Linked DNA regions of Homo sapiens: region 2 is linked to region 1. The links are chromatin loops, found by intact Hi-C in ENCODE. Cell type or tissue: CD4-positive, alpha-beta T cell. All regions are shown on one strand.

Evidence for each region. Hi-C counts contacts between places; a loop is a spot of excess contacts. Peaks named below come from ENCODE experiments on the same cell type or tissue, not always from the same donor. Only the 100,000 strongest peaks of a DNase experiment are listed, where the experiment ranks them.
Region 2: a loop joins it to region 1, with 2.4 times the contacts of the local background. A loop is called at or near these places in 11 of 110 quality-filtered maps.

Annotation. Positions count from the first base shown.
Region 1 is chr14:69,148,262-69,156,261 of GRCh38, forward strand. It overlaps DCAF5 (DDB1 and CUL4 associated factor 5), which reads right to left and starts at 4,858. Exons shown (of 9, transcript NM_003861.3): 1 at 4,504-4,858. The coding sequence starts at 4,717. RefSeq lists silencers at 3,173-3,632, 3,793-3,842, 4,663-5,302. In CD4-positive, alpha-beta T cell, a CTCF peak has its summit at 3,345; DNase peaks (open chromatin) are centred at 3,470, 4,410, 4,900, 6,670 and 1 weaker place; H3K4me3 peaks cover 3,432 bases; H3K27ac peaks cover 2,662 bases.
Region 2 is chr14:69,238,223-69,246,222 of GRCh38, forward strand. EXD2 (exonuclease 3'-5' domain containing 2) reads left to right here. Exons shown (of 10, transcript NM_001193360.2): 10 at 2,662-5,796. The coding sequence ends at 2,878. The region is part of intron 2 of GALNT16-AS1 (GALNT16 and EXD2 antisense RNA 1); the gene reads right to left. Among named protein-coding and RNA genes, the nearest start is that of GALNT16, 18 kb to the right of the region's middle. RefSeq lists an enhancer at 500-1,124. In CD4-positive, alpha-beta T cell, CTCF peaks have their summits at 4,547 (motif pointing right) and 4,746; a DNase peak (open chromatin) is centred at 4,549.

The DNA of each region.
Region 1 (8,000 bases):
GTAACCTCATTGATGTTGTTAGGATCTCTTGTAAGTGGCACTTCAAATACAATGTTGTTCCCCATCCCTCAAAGGACTAACACACATAAATATTCTAAGAAGAGACTACAATCATCAAGTATAAGCTAGTCTTTATAAAAAGTAATGTTAACGGGCTGGGTGGGGTGGCTCACACCTGTAATCCCAGGACTTTGGGAGGCTGAGGTGGGCAAATCATGAGGTCAGGAGTTTGAGACCAGCCTGGCCAACATGGTGAAACCCCGTTTCTACTAAAAATACAAAAATTAGCCAGGTGTGGAGGCACGCACATGTAATCCCAGCTACTCAGGAGGCTGAGGCAGGAGACTTGCTTGAACCCAGGAGGCGGAGGTTGCAGTGAGCCGAGATCCCGCCACTGCACTCCAGCCTGGGCGACAGAGCAAGACTCCATTGCCCCCACCGCCCAAAAAAAAAGTAATGTTCACTCAAAATCAAGTTCATAAAGCACCTTCACATATAACATTTCATTGACCATTCACTACCCCCATTCATCTACCAGTGAGGGCAATCTGTTATCCTCATTTTACAGATGAGTAGTGAAGGTACTTACCTAAAATCAAACACTTTGTGACTGGTAGAGCCTCCAACTCAAATCACATGACATCAAATCCCAAGCACTTTCCACACCACATTGTGCCTCCACATTCCACATCAAAAAGTCACAAAACTATCCTGTCTGGCTAATCTGCACTGGTCTATTAACAATACTGTAATAACAAATGTCTGTTATTAATGACACCATGTGTTATGAATACAAAAGAGAAAGAAAACAAACTCAGTATTTTCTCTGAGAGGCCTGGCGCTCTGTTCAGCACCCAACCTATACTTTAACTAACATAGTTCTCACAACAAGCCCCTCAGGTAGGTGCCAATATTCCAACTGTATACCTCAGAAAACACATTCAGAGAGGCTTAGTAACTTGACTAAAGTCACAGATTAAACAAATGACACAGCAATGATGTTAACCACATATCTGCTATACCACACTGCCTAACCCAGTATCACAGCGATGCCCCTTTCTGGTCATAAACAAGAAAAATCAAGTACTTTTTCGGTTAAAGTATCTTAACGTGTCAAATAACCATTTCTCCACTTGTTGCTGTCATAATTTCACTTCCAAGCACAGCACCTTTTCTCCTTCCTGATTTTCTCCGGTTTACTCAATATCTGCTGGCCTCACTGTGCCCTGGAAAAGGGGATAGCTGTTGGAACAGAAAAGTGATGTATTATTAACTAATAGTACTTTACCCAGCCACAGGAATCATGCAAATATTATTTCTGCCCTGGGTATAAGTTAATTCTATCAAGTAGTATGTGTCAGTTACCAGAAATGTGAGCCTGCCCAAACAATTATGAAATGAAAACAATGAACAAACTATGAACAATCTATCATTTTAATCACAGCTCTCTAAGGGCTTTCCAAACCAGACAAGACACAAGAACAACAAAATGCATAAAAGTAATCTCATTACCATCCCAGAGTCTGGCATCCCACTACATTACAACATTGGGGATACATAGCATTAGCCTCAGAATACTGTGCTCCCCCACTCAGGTGTTGACTGCTAATGAGAGACAAAGATAGATAAGAAAAAAATATAAACATGACACTAGTTTTAAACGTGGGAAAATTATTGAAGGACTTCCCAGAAAAAAATTCAATTAGCTTTAACAAGTTAAGGTTAATTAGGACTCCCAAAGGGGGCTTCCTTATCTGAAGCAAACAGGAGGAACTTTCTGTTAACACAGCTGTGTACTCATAATGGAAGGTAAATAGCTAAAAAGGCTTTAAACCAAAACTCTATGTTCAAGGAACAAATAGGAAAAGCTAGGTGTATCTTAGCCAAAATGGAGGAGCGATGGAATAGCCTGCTGATAGGACTAAGAACAGGAACAGGAGTAGATAAAAAGGAAACAGGAAGAACTGAGCTAGAGGGAGTATGGGGGGAAGGAAAAGGAGCAAGGGGCAAAGAAGGCTGGAACCCAGGAAGTACTGATGGAGATGGGCAACACAAGCCTAGAAGAGTAAGGAAATAAATACCCAGAATCGAAAGGTCTGCCAGAGCCTCCTCTGTGGAAATGACCCTCCTCTTTCACAGGCTAAAATTAAGATAAAGGAAATGACCTGGCCAAGACTAGAGAAAATAGAGTTCATTTAAGATACAGGGGAGCGTCCTGCCCAAGGATAAAAGTAGTAATAACTGGTAAAGAACATTTCGTGCTTTTAAAAATGTAACTTCAAATAGATAAATTATGTGGCATGGAAATTATCTCAATAAATTTGTTATTTTTTTTAAAGTGTGAGCTAGGCATGGTGGCTTATGCTTGCAATCTCAGCACTTTACGGGGTGAGGCAGGAGGATTACTTAAGGCCAAGAGTTCAAGACTAGCCTGGGCAACATAGGGAGACTCCACCTCTACAAAAAAAAAAAAAGTTTAAATTACCTGGGCATGATAGCACCTGCCTGTAGTCCCAGCTACTTGGGAGGCTGAGGTGGGAGGTTAGCTTGAGCCTGGGAGATCAAGGCTGCAGTGAGCAGTGAGTGATAGCCCACTGCACTCCAGCCTGGGCAACAGAGTGATACCCTGTCTCAAATAAATACGTAAATAAAGGTGTGTCAAGCTGGGCAACGTGTGACTACTTACAATTCCGTTAACATGATTAGTTCAGTTGTCTCTAAAAGAGTACCCCCAAACTCCCTCACTCGGTAGGTAAAGTTTACTTGTGTCTGGGAACTTCTCTGTTGTAATACATCGGGAGTTTTATGAATACATAAAAAACAACAGCAGGGAAACTGGGAGCTAGGTCTATAAAGAAGAGGTCTTCCCCCATTTTTGCTCTTCAAATTTATTTGATAAAATTTTATACGGTGCTGTGGGGGAAGGAGGCTTTTGTCTGAAAGATCAGGTTTCTTCAGAGGATGATCTAGGGCCAAAATCTACCTAGTCAAAGAGAAAACGATCTGGGGTACAAAAGTCAAGTCAGTTCTGGACAGACCCCAGAAGGTTTATCATAAAATGATCACAGAAGACCTTTCTCTTTGCTACCCCCAAATTGGACTGTACGCCCCATGTCACTTCCGAAGGTTACTCGCGAAGACGGATGCTTTGCCAAGATCCCAGAAGTTTCTGGCGAGCTGCTCACGGACACAAATTAGAAAGACATTCAGGGACCGACCTGGGTGAAGCTAAGCGCCACGTCCAGCGCTGGGTTCCCCCTTCATCCCTCCCAATATAGGAAAAGGGACAGAAGAGGGCAGCAGCCAAGCAGGAACGCCCAATCAGCCGTCTTCACCCCCCCTCCCCTGAGCCAGGTTTCGGGGAGCCGCCCCCTAGCCCTCACGTAGGCCCATTCCCACCCGCCCCTGCCCTGGGCCCGCGACCCCAGGGAGGAGGGGACGACGGCGGCGAGCGCCCCCACCGGCAGCAGGCGCACCTCCCCAGGGGCAGCTGTCGCCGCGGCCCGCGGGGCCCGGGCCTCCCCGGGAGCAATAGGCTATCGATTCAGCTGCCTGTCGCTAGGAGCCCCGGGAGAGCGAGGCCTACACCGCCCGGCCGGAGCCCCGGCCTCGATTTCGCCACTTTCCCCAAACCAGAGGGAGAGCCCGGGGGCAACCAGGCCCGTCTGGGCGAGAGGGAGGAGAAGCAGAGACCACTTGCAACAGCGGCCGCGGGAAACGGGGTGCGGGGCGCCGGGCTCCCGCCAACAAGTCTCCCGGGGGTCCCCCACCCTACCGCCTGCCTCGCAAGTTGCGCATTCAAGTTCAGGCTGGTGCCCTTTAGCCTCCACAGCCCTCGCCACTCTCGAAACTGTATTAAAAACAAGACGCAGAAGAGGCCACAACCGAACGAAAGGCGATGGTGCTGGGCCTCTAAGAGCGCCGAGGGGGGCGGCCCACAGCGACCCTACCGCCCCAGTCACTTCCCCTCTGCAGACCCCGCCAGCCCCCGGGTCGCAGCCCCCGGCCCCTCGGCGTCCGGGTCTGTCACCGCCCGCTTCCCAGCCCCAAGACCCCTTTTCCTTAACGCCGGCGACGGGGGCTTCAGCTCCCCCTTGCCTCCGGCGCTCCTCGGCCTCCTCACCCTCCACATCCCCAAAATGCCCCCAGCACCTTTTAAAGTACGCGGAGGAAGAGTTTGCCGTCAAACTTTGTAGAGCGGTAACCTCGCCCCCCTCCCCGACCTACACTTTCAGGGCAGGCATCAGGAGAGATCACTTTGCACTTGGGATAAAGCGAATTAAGGAGCTGTCAACCATTTTAGGTCTTTTTTATAGAAGACATCCTCTCCTTCCCCTCCCCCTGCAATGGTTTTAATTTGACACCAAACCTTCCCACCGCAGAAGGGGGTAGAGAAAGGGAGGGGGTGGGGACAGAGGGCAGGAGGAGGGTGACGGGGGAGAGCGAGAGGGGGAGGCTGGGAGGGTGCGGGGAGGCGCGGGGAGGGGAAGGGGGTTGATTTACCTGAGACCAGCCACTGGCCTCCATTGTTGGAGAATTCAATGGCATTGACACAGCCGAAGTGGCCGAGGAGGTCCTTCTTGTAGAGGTTTCTGCAGCCCCGCAGGCGTCTCCTCTGAAAGTCCTGAGTGAGCAGGGGGTCCCCATGCAAGCCCCGCTGGGACAAGAAGCCCACCACTGACCTCATGCTGCCCCCCAGGCCAGCTCTCCTCTTCATGCTGGAACCGCCGCCGCCGCCGCTCGCGCCGCCGCCCCTCCCTCGGCCTCACGCGCGGCCGCTGCTCCCCCCACCCGGCCCTCCCCCCGCGCTGCGATCCGGATGGTTCTTTAACCAGCCATGGCAGGCAGAGCGAGGTGTGCAGACACTCGGCGGCGTTCGCGGCTTCCTGACGGTCCCCTCCCTCTCCTTCCCCCCGAGGCTCCTCCCTCTGCCTCTCCGCCTCCTCCAGCAGCTGATCCTCAGCTGCCGCCGCGCTTCCGCGATGCGCGGCCCTTCCGCCGGCTGCGGGGCCCCGAGAACGCGGCGTCGGCGCCCCTCCCCTCCGCGGGGGGCTGGCCGGAAGAACGCGGGCGGCCGGCCCGGAGACCACGGGCGCCGGCTGCTTTCCCAGTTGAGCCGCTTCCCGCCTGGGGACCTGGGTGGCGCCGGGCGGAGACCCCTCTGCACCCCAGCGCCCCGCACTCCGCGGAGTTGAATGCGCGTAACAATCCGAGTGGCCGCCGGGCTTTGGCTCGCCTTCCTCCCGCGGGGACCCGCGGGCCGGCTGCTGCCCGGAGGCCAGCGCCCGTACGAGTTCGGGGAAAATGCGGCTGGAGTGGGGGAAGGTGCGGGCGGGGGCTCCGGCCCTCCTTCCTCTGCTGGCCTCTGCCTTGGGCAGTCCGGCCCTGCCCGAGGCGGGGGAACCGGGAGGTAGGGCCGCACACTTGGAGGAACGTTGCCTGGGGGTTTTGTTCGCGCACCCGCCCCTTCCCCTCTCCCGGTAAATGTTTAACACCACCGCTCATCCCCAAGTCCAGTTCTCTAACTCTTCCTTCCTCCGGTCCTTTAGTTGAAAAAGGCTAAATTGTTCCGTCTGGCAGATTAGAGTGGTACATGGGGGGAAAGAGAAAGGGATAAAGAAGTAGGAAGAAAATTGCCAAAACCGAGTTGATGAAGTCCCGAGAAGCACGAGGTACTTCTCTCCGTTCCAGATAAATTTGCACGACACAAGAAGCGTGATTTGAAACTAACGATATATGTTATTTAATTGGGTTCGGTGAGCTCCTCTTAAAGGTCTCGAGTGGGGAGCACTGAGGTTGGACAGCTGTTAACCAGCAGCTGCGCTCCAGGCCAGAAGTGGCTGCACTTCAGTAGGATGGGAGTCACCGCGTTGACCCTAGTGGGTGTTAAATGCTTTGGAATTCTACCAGATACAGTTAAAAGTCCCCTTTTCGATGTATTATAGTACTTTTCCTGGAAGCTATCCTCTGTCATTAAGTGGTAATAAGCTACTGAAATAGGCACTTGTCAGTTTTGCCCTTTCAAGTTAGCAGGAATTACATCCTCTGGACCAGAGATGGCACAGGAGCAGTTGAGTAGAATCATCATTGAAAGATGGGCTGTACATCTCTGATCTGGGGAAAATAATAATAATTTTTTTTAAAAAAAAAGATCGGCTGAACATGGAAGAGGTTTACCCGTCAAACAAAATTATTTACTTCTACTTTTTGTTCAGTGACAATACGATTAATCGTACTAATAACAAATATGCAAATGTTTCATATAAAAGTACATATTCTAGCAAACATTACTAAACAGAAACCAAATTCCATCAGAACTTGGGGAAAAGGGCAAAAAATAAATAAATTTTTAAAAGAAAGAAATCAAATTCCAAAAATGTGAATTTTAATGGAATATTGTTCCCCTAAATAGGAAACTATGTGGTACTTAAAAGGTTTTATCCTCAGGATGCCTTCTAATAATCCTTTGTGTTTATTCATTATAATCACCACCTAAAAATTAGTAGCAGTATACCAGCTTTATTAAAGATGTATAGCACCAAACATCCTTCTGTCATTGCAATGTCAAAATGTGTAATTAATCATTTATTTTTGTGATGATATGAGTCTCCCCACTCTGCTGTAAGTTCTCTGAGAGCAGGGACTACGTCTGTTCTGCTCAAGGGTGTATGCCTGGAGCCAGTACTTGCTGGCACTAGTGGCCGCTTTAATACTTGCTGAATTCATGAATGTACTTAGGGAGTGGGGAGGAGTTTGAAGGGAAAGGTCGTGCTTTCCGGTTTGGATATGTTGAGTTTGACCTGTTTCATTCCAGTGGAATCCACTTGTTCCAAGGCCAGTTTCCCTGCTCACTGTTCCTTTGCTTGGCATACTCAGTCCACACATTCAAAACCCCCTCTAACTTCTTCCAGTTAATAGGCCATCATTTATACCTATTTGCCTGGGGTGGGGGAGATTTGTTCGAAGTGGCCTTTACTGTGGCAGTGTATAATACGCATCCTCCTCTGCCCTCTTAAGCACATACCCCCTTTACAGTTTTTACTGAATTCCTGGGAAAATTGTCCCATTTACCTCAGCATAAAAATAGACCAGCATCTGGTCACATGCCAGCCCAAATCTAGGACTTTGCTGGAAACTTCCTTAACTGTTGGGTGACCAACAGTGACAGAAAGGTAGGACCACCTAGTCTGTTTATATCCTACTGCTAGTCTGGCCAGATTTTTATAAGCCTGAATGAAATATCTTCCTATTCCTATAATTAAGAGTTGTCGGATAAAATGGAGGATACCCAATTTGGTATGAATTTCAGATAAACAATGAATGTTTAAGTATACCCCATGAAATATTTGAGATATACTAATATTGTTTATTTGAAACTCGAATTGGGCATCCTGAATTTTTTATTTGCTCAATCTGGCCACCTACTTATAACCAACTTCAAAAGATGAAACTCCATAATATCAATTTGCTTTTACTAGGAATTTAACATAGTCCCTTGTGTCATTTATTGCAAACTAATAATATGGTACATAACTACCTACCACAAACTTTTTTTACCACACCTGTAACAAAATTGCAATACCACAAACATTTAATCAGCTTTGATGACCACATGAGCTTTGTGTTTTTCATATAGGCATTTATAGTGAAAAGGCCAGTGTACTTAGCTTTAAAATAGCAAATGAAATTACTTCTGAGTAAATTGAACCACTGCAGAGAATGTATGGAGGAAGAGGGAGAAGAGTGAAAAACTCATATTTTTCTTTCCTAAACCCAGAAACTTATGTGTATTAACATTCATACTTAGGAAGCCTTGAAACACTGATTTGGAAATTCATTCTGGAAAAACAAAGATATGGAAATTGCTTAACCCAAGAACTCTTAATTGCTTCACCATAGGTTGAATACTGGTCAAATGTAGAATTCCCAGAAATGTATTTACTCTTTGACTTCTATTTTGTTTGACTCCAATATTGCTGAAGATAGAGTAAGGAATCTTT
Region 2 (8,000 bases), 90 kb after region 1:
TGGAGCTGCATCTTACACATTCTATGCAGACGTAAATCCTCATGCCAGCACATGAGATGAAATAATAGTCCAATAACACCCTCGAAGTTCTGAAGTTCCCCATGAGATACAGTACATTCACCCCTCAGTATCCATGGGGGATTGGTTCCAGGACCTCCCTTGGATACTAAAATCCACCAATGCTTAAGTGCCTGATATACAATGGCATAGTATTTGCATATATCCTGCACACATCCTCCTGTATACTTTAAATAACCTGTAAATTACTTATAATACCTAATACAATGCAAATGCTATGTAAGTAGCTTTTATATTTTATTGTTTATGAAGTAATGAGAAAAAAGTTTGTACATGTTTGGTACAGATAGTACAGATAGTTTTTTTTTTTTTTTTTCCAAATAGTTTTGTGGTTTTTTTGTTTTGTTTTTTTGAGATAGTATATGGCTCTGTCACCCAGGCTGGAGTGCAGTGGCACTATCTTGGCTCACTGTAACTTCCACCTCCCAGGCTCAAGTGATCCTCTCACCTCAGCCTCCCAAGTAGCTGGGACTACAAGCATGCACCACCACACCCAGCTAATCTTTGTATTTTTTGTAGAGATGGGGTTTCACCAGGCTGCCCAGGCTGGTCTCAGATTCCTGACCTCAAGCAATCCACCTGCCTTGGAAGAACTGGGATTACAGGCATGAACCACTGTGCCTGGCCCCAAATCATTTTGATCTGAGGTTTGAATCCACAGATGCAGAACCCACAAAGATGGAGGGCCAATTCTATGTGTGGTTTTGTGTCTCCGACTTTATACAGGTCTGTGAGAACTGTGACTAATGAATTCATGGTTCCTATCTCACCTGCACTCCAGGGTATCGGCTCACTGAATGGAATGTTGAGCAGAATTGCTGTTACTATGTAAATTACTTTTCTCTTTTTTCCTTCCTTGCTTTCTCCCTCCTTCTCCATGAGTACATAGTTGAATTCTTGTGACACAATGCAGTATTCTGAAATGAGAAATGAATGGGCACGTGGCTCAGATGGTAAGAGCTCTGGGCTACCATGCGCAGTTCTGCCTCCCAACTGTCACTTTTTCCAACAGGACCAGGAGTTGAAATAAGGGAACTGATAAGTTCACAAAACCTTGAGCGTGATGCTGGTTTTTGTTAACTGAAAAATAAAAAAGTAACTCCAATTATAAGCAAATATTTAATTTTTTTAGAAAACAAAAATTTTTTTACTCTTATCCATTACTACTGATCCATTACAGATACTGCAAATATTTATTGAACAGTTATTTATAGATATACTATATCTTGCAGCAAACCAGCTAATAAACTTCACATAAATTGCCTTAATTGTTTCTCATGACAACCCGACAAAGTAGGATTTAGATTTCTTACTGGTTAACTGCTACTATATCTTAAATTTAAAAAATCTTTCAGGGTTTTAAAAGAATTATAGAATTTTATCCCCATAACTATTTTGTGAGGTTGTAGAATAGATGTTGTTTTGTAAGTAGCTGGGATTACAAGTGTGTGCCACCACACACGGCTAATTTTTGTATTTTTAGTAGAGGCAGGGTTTCACCTCGTTGGTCAGGCTGGTCTCGAACTCCTGACCTCAAGTGATCCTCCTGCTTTGGCCTCCCAAAGTGCTGGGATTACAGGCATGAGCCACCACGCCCAGCTGCCAATATGTTTTCTAAAGCAGCTAAACCTCCCCTTTCGGCCACAGACTTTTCTAACAAATTCATCTTGCTGAATTGGGTAGATGAATGCTGGACTTGTGACTGAGAAGAACAGTTGTTTGGAGACAGGCAAGTTAGTGGGAAGCGCATGAGCTAAATATTAATAATAAAGTGTCTGCAGATACCCAGAGACGCCAACACTGCTGGGGTGGCGGGTGTCTTGGGAGGGAGGATTGAACATGGGGTATGGATGTAGGGAGAGGAGAGTGTGTGTGGGCAGGGTGCTTCCTTGAGGAAGGTCATCTTTATTCACAGGAGGTGAAAGCACCATTCACACAGCATCGGAGCAGTTTTTTAAGGACTCTGCTTAGTTAGGAAGGAGGGAGGCATTCATCTTCTCATTTAATGGCACCATTTGCACAACTGAGCAACCATGGAAGCATTTCACTGTGACCGAAACACTTCTCACCACTGTGGCTTGGCATCTTTTTGTGAGAAAAAAGGCTCTAAAGAAATATGCTACCTTGCATTTGACATTCAGTTATTAAATTGTGTTGTGAAAAAGTGTAACATGCGGGCCGATTTAACAGCCTCATATAAATACTGTGTCCCAGAATGAACAACTTAAAAGAGGGGTGAACTGGTCACTGGGTAATCCTGGAAGAAATGGAAGACCAGCATTCTTCATCCATTATCAGCTGGATGGTAGTGCCCCTCTCGTGGGAGCTGAACATTATGAAGTGGCCTTCCTGTCAGTAGAGCTCAGAACCCTCAAATACCTTCTGTTGGGATTGCGAGTCGTATGTTCAGACTATAAAAAGGGCAGAGATAAGAAAGAGGATGTTTCGAAAACACCAAAGTAACTAACCCTTTAGGAGTCCTTCAACCTCCCCAGTTACCCTTGGCGCGCAGCATTTGAAGCTGTCTGTGAGGCCATCCTGCGCTTGTTTCCCTCAGACACTTTGTTTTTCATGTTTTGGCAGAATCTCCAATGAAAACTATGTTCCTCACGGGCTGAAGGTGGTGCAGTGTCACAGCCAGGGTGGCCTGCGCTCCCTCATGCAGCTGGAGAGCCGCTGGCGTCAGCACTTCCTGGACTCCATGCAGCCCAAGCACCTGCCCCAGCAGTGGTCAGTGGACCACAACCATCAGAAGCTGCTCCGGAAATTCGGGGAAGATCTTCCCATCCAGCTGTCTTGATAGCTGCTTTCCTCCCAGTTAGGACAAGTGGGAAGCTGGAGCCAAGGTTGAAGAGTCACCTCTTCCCATTTTAGTACATCATTAATTGTCAAAGCCTGTGTGACACAACTCAGAATACTAACCTAGACTAATCCCAGGATGCTTCTGCTGGAGCAAAGATATTGTTTGAAGGAGAGTTTATGGTTTTGGATTTTAAACGGGCAGGGTCTTTTTTCCTCTCATTTTTGTGGACAAGAGAGGCCTTCGCCTTTATTTTTACTCTCCCTCTTCTGCTGTCCCTGTGCAGAGGAAAAATGAAGAATTCTCCCAGAAGTGACTTGTCAAGACTTAAAAAAAATGTTTTTAATGCATTTCTTCCTTGTCTAGTGCCTCGGTTTATCTCTAACAGGGGCTGTCCAGTATATCGGTCCTGTTAGGAGGGGAGAAAAAGTTCTTCCAAAGGCTGGAGAAGTGAACAAGGAGTCAAATTTATTTTCCCAATTCAACTTCATAATTATCATTTCTTTGGCTTCATGCTCTCCCGTAACTCATGTGGTTGGGATCCATCCCATCTGGGTCACTTCAGTCTACTTCACGTACTTGAAAAGGCTTTCCTTTACACTTCCAGGACCAAACAGCAACTTCCTGCCACACACTTCCACCCTATCACTGGGAGAAATCCTTTTCTGGACATGAGCCTTTGACCTGGGTGGGGCAGAAAGAACCACAAACTCCATCTCCCAATAGAACTTTGAAATTCACTCAGCTTTTCCTTTCATGCTGTTTGTTGCCTGCTTGTTGCACTCCTCCTGCCCCAGAACTGCAAGATTTTTAGCTTCACCCCTTTCTGAGAGTAATGTTATCTTTTATCAGAATCAGTATCAGTTCCCCTGTATTCTGTGCTTCATCGAATTTGCAAGACTGACCTCTTTTAAGCATTTAATTCACTCCCAGAGTCATCTGGTCAGGTTGCAATATGAGGACTTCTCTGTCTCCTCTGAAGCCTGGGACACTGAGCTTACTTAATACATTAGATGTTCAAAAGAGGAGCGTTGTTTCATCTTTCAAAATGTTAGGCCATTACTTTGAGTATAAAATCGACTTATTAATGATTAGTAATTTTTCTAAAGTATTGGGAAAACTTTCTTATTTTATAAGATCTTAACAAGCTTAAAAAAGAATTTTATGACCAGAATCCAACAAGAGCTCTATTTTGGAATTGTGCCCAAGTTGGTGATGTTTACTCTAAAATTAATAATAAAACTACTTGTAAGCACAAGGCTCACTGGATGTAAATGTAAAACTTCGCGACTTTATAAAACTGGCATTCCTAGGGGAGGGGCTATTTATCCTACAGGTCCCTGCCTCCTGGCAGTGCCATGGTATGTGTGCATGGATATACCAGACACAGTCACCATCGGCCATCAGTAGCAGCCCATGAACCCACGTGCACATCCTGCATCTTGCTCTTCTGACCCTTCATTCCCACTTGTCTTCAGGCAGGCATTTCTGGGATCTAAACTAGAAATCCTTGAAAACAAATAGTACCAGCCACTTTGAGGAATGTGCATTCACTGTAGTGGGTTATTATGGGGTCTCTGCCTCCTGGCTGTGTTATGCGGAGCCCAGGAGTGGAGGAGAGCCGTGGAAATAGACAGGGAGAGGCTGGTACTTGGGTTGTGGTAATAGTCAGGCTTGCCACAAGAGGGCACTCATAGATTTGTTTTTATATTCATTCTTGAGAAAAAAGCAACTGGTTACTGAACGTAACTCATGACTTATGTTTCAAATTTTGCATAGCTGATTTTAAGTCATTTTGATAGCTTTGCAAGAAAAATTTTTCCTTTGAAACAAGGGAGTAGGGCTGTTTCATTTTCTTTCCTTCTAATCCTCATGCCAAGAGGTGAGAAACACTTAAGGTCATTTAAGGTGCTAGGGAAAGGGTTTTCCCATGGAGCTTTCTGTGAGGCGCAGTAAAATAGAGCCAGCAGCAAAGTAGAGGAAAAAGCCAGACTGCGTCACACAAGATTTCTCATCCTTTTCAGGAGAGAGTCACTGTGTAGATTTGAATCTTTTTTCTTTGAGTCTGCTTTGAACTTTAGCAGGCTTTTCCTAAGACTGACAATTGTCGTCTTAAATCAGAGATTTGAGGGTAGACTTATTTTATGGCAAATGTCTATTTTTCTGATATAAAAGTAACAATGCTCATTACAGAAGAATCTAAACAAAGAATAAAAATTAGCCATCTTCTCTCCATCTAAAACAGAGCTAAACTTTGCTGATATGTTTATGAATTTCCTTTCAGTATTAAAAAGTGCATATAAGGTGTATATTTACACAAAATTGAAGGTCATACATAGATACAGGTTGGTATCCTAACTTTACCCTCTCACTGATTAACATGGTATCACGAGTAACTTCCTATGTTTTTAAATCTTTGAAAATAGATTTCTAGTGGTTCTACCTTATCCATCCCCACACTGTTGAAAATTTTGGTTGTTTCAGATACTTTTATTATCAATGATGATGTGATAAAGTTTCTTGTATATATCTCTTTGGCTCTATCTTTGGTAATTTCTTAAGAATGGAATCTTAGAATTGGACTGTGAAGAGGGGGATTCACATTGCTGGGGCTAAGTACAAATTGACATCACCTTTTAGGAATGAAATGCTTCTCTTTGACCCTTTAGCTCCAGTGTCCCAGCATAGTCACTGGGCTTCATAGGAGTAGCAGTGAGAGGACAGTGTCACAGCAAGGGCCTCTCTGCATGCTCCCTGATCATTGTGTTTGCAGGTTCAGCATTTCTTCTTGAGTCCTTCCCTTCTTCCAACCTTATTGCCTCATTTCCCCCTTGTAGTCAATGTTTTTTGGAAACACTGTTTATTTTAAAATAAAAATGTAAAAAAAAGGTAAAAAAATAAAATTTTAAATTTTAAAATATAGGCTGTAGGCAGATGTTTTTTCCCTGCTACACAAACAATTAGTGATTTGCCATCCCAAAGTGAATGAGGCACAATATTCAGGGATTTGTTACGGCTTACGCTTAAGAGCACAGCCATAAGTTACTTATTCTTATCCATGTCACGGATAGAGATCAGATGACAAAATGTGTTCTGTTGAAATAAAGCCATTTTAATCATGCATTTTAGACTCTTAAGAATCCAGCAGGCAGAAAGAGGTTTTGTTCACCTTCCTATTCGCCTATTAGTTTGGGGCCCTAACATTTGACTGTAAGTTAAGTTCTTAGTTTACCCTGCCTCTCAATTTTTCATTCATTTATTTATCCTTTCTTCCTTTTTTTCCCCTTCCTTATGTCTCAGCCTTATAAGAAGTATCATTTTTTCTTTTAAAGGAGATATTTTCTCAGTTTGCTAGTTTACTAATTATTATGTATTTTAAATGGATCTTTCTTTCTGGTCTTTTATGTTTCCTATTATAAGATGGTTATTTTTTGAGAGTACCTAATCCCCTTAGGGATACACTGAGAATCAGTTTCTGTTGGAAGAGATAAACTAAAAGAGGGTATAAGAATGATTCTTGTTTTGATTAACTGTTGATTGATATGAATAACATAAAAATAATACATAATCTCCCCAGTACTTTTTTTTTTTTTTTTTTTTTGACATGGTCTCACTCCAGACTGGAGTGCAGTGGTGCAGTCATGGCTCACTGCTGCTTCAACCTCCAGGGCTCAGGCAATCCTCCCATCTCAGCTTCCCAAGTAGCTGGGACTACAGCCTTGTGGCACCATGCCTGGCTAATTTTTTAATTTTTTTGTAGAGATAGAGTCATGCTTTGTTGCACAAGCTGGTCTCAAACTCCTGGCCTCAAGCCGTCCTCTCACCTTAGCTCCCAAAGTACTGGGATTACAGGTATGAGCCACTGTGCTCAGTCCCCCAAATACTTTTGTTTTGGAATTCAGGTATAATTTTCAGGCATTCACCAAGATACCCCTTGTGCAAGAGCCCAGCACCTTCTGCCTGTCCCAGTCCTGGAGTAGTTTTGCATCAGGCAATGGAGTAGGGATGACGTGCAGCCACACAGCCCATGTGTTCAAAAGTACCGATTCCACCAGCCTGCTAGGAGACGTATTAGTCACTCCCTTTGCTTGAGGAAGCAAGGCCTTGCTTAAATGCTAGCATGTTATTTAGAAAGGTGGGAAGTACATTAGACCATTTTTTTTTTAACCAGCTTTATCTGTGGCCAACTCTGGTTGAAGGCCCCTAGAAACTGGGTAACTGGACCAAATGGTTAATCATTTGAGAGATAATCAAGAACTGCCTTTGCAGAGGAACAGAGTTGTCAAAGGACCTAGTTCATGCATCCTGGGTTGTACCCCCTTCTGATGTGGTGCAGGCTGCCTCAAAGGTCATTTTGTGTTGTGACTGAATGGAGATAATGTCATACCCTCCAGACTGAACTCAAAGCATTTGCTTTTTGCTATTTGTTATTCTTGAATTTTTCTCTCTTGCTGGATGGGTAGCCTGTTGCCTTTCTCCCAGCATAAGCTTCAAAAGCTGCCGAGTTTACAGGCAGCATTATTATAAGCATGATGTTTGGGTTCAGAAAATTCCTGAGTTGAAATGGCTACTTAGAATCTGCTTCTGCTGCTGCTGCTTTTTTTTTTGTTTTTTTTTTTTTTTTGAGACAGAGTTTTGCTCATGTCATCCAGGCTGGAGTGCAGTGATGCAATCTTGGCTCCCTGCAAACTCTGCCTCCTGGATTTAAGCGAGTCTCCTGCTTCAGCCTCCCAAGTAGCTGGGGTTACAGGCGTGCACCACCGCACCTGGCTAATTCTTGTATTTTTAGTAGAGACGTGGTTTCACCATGTTGGTCAGGCTGGTCTCGAACTCCTGACCTTAGGTGATCCGCCCGCCTCAGCCTCCCAAAGTGCTGGGATTACAGGCGTGAGCCATCGCACCCGGCCCCTACTTCTGCTTCCTAAAGATCTCCCTTCTCAGGCTGCAGCACGCCAGGGCGGAGTTGAGATTCTGGCCACTCAGGCCACCAGGGTATCTATTAAGTCCTGGGTAAGAAACAGAATTTTGAGCTTAGTCAGCTACAGGGGGCTGAAAAGGAATGAGACTGAAACATGGATAATTTTAAAGGAGGTATGTTTGTTTAGTGGGGATGGGGTAGGCT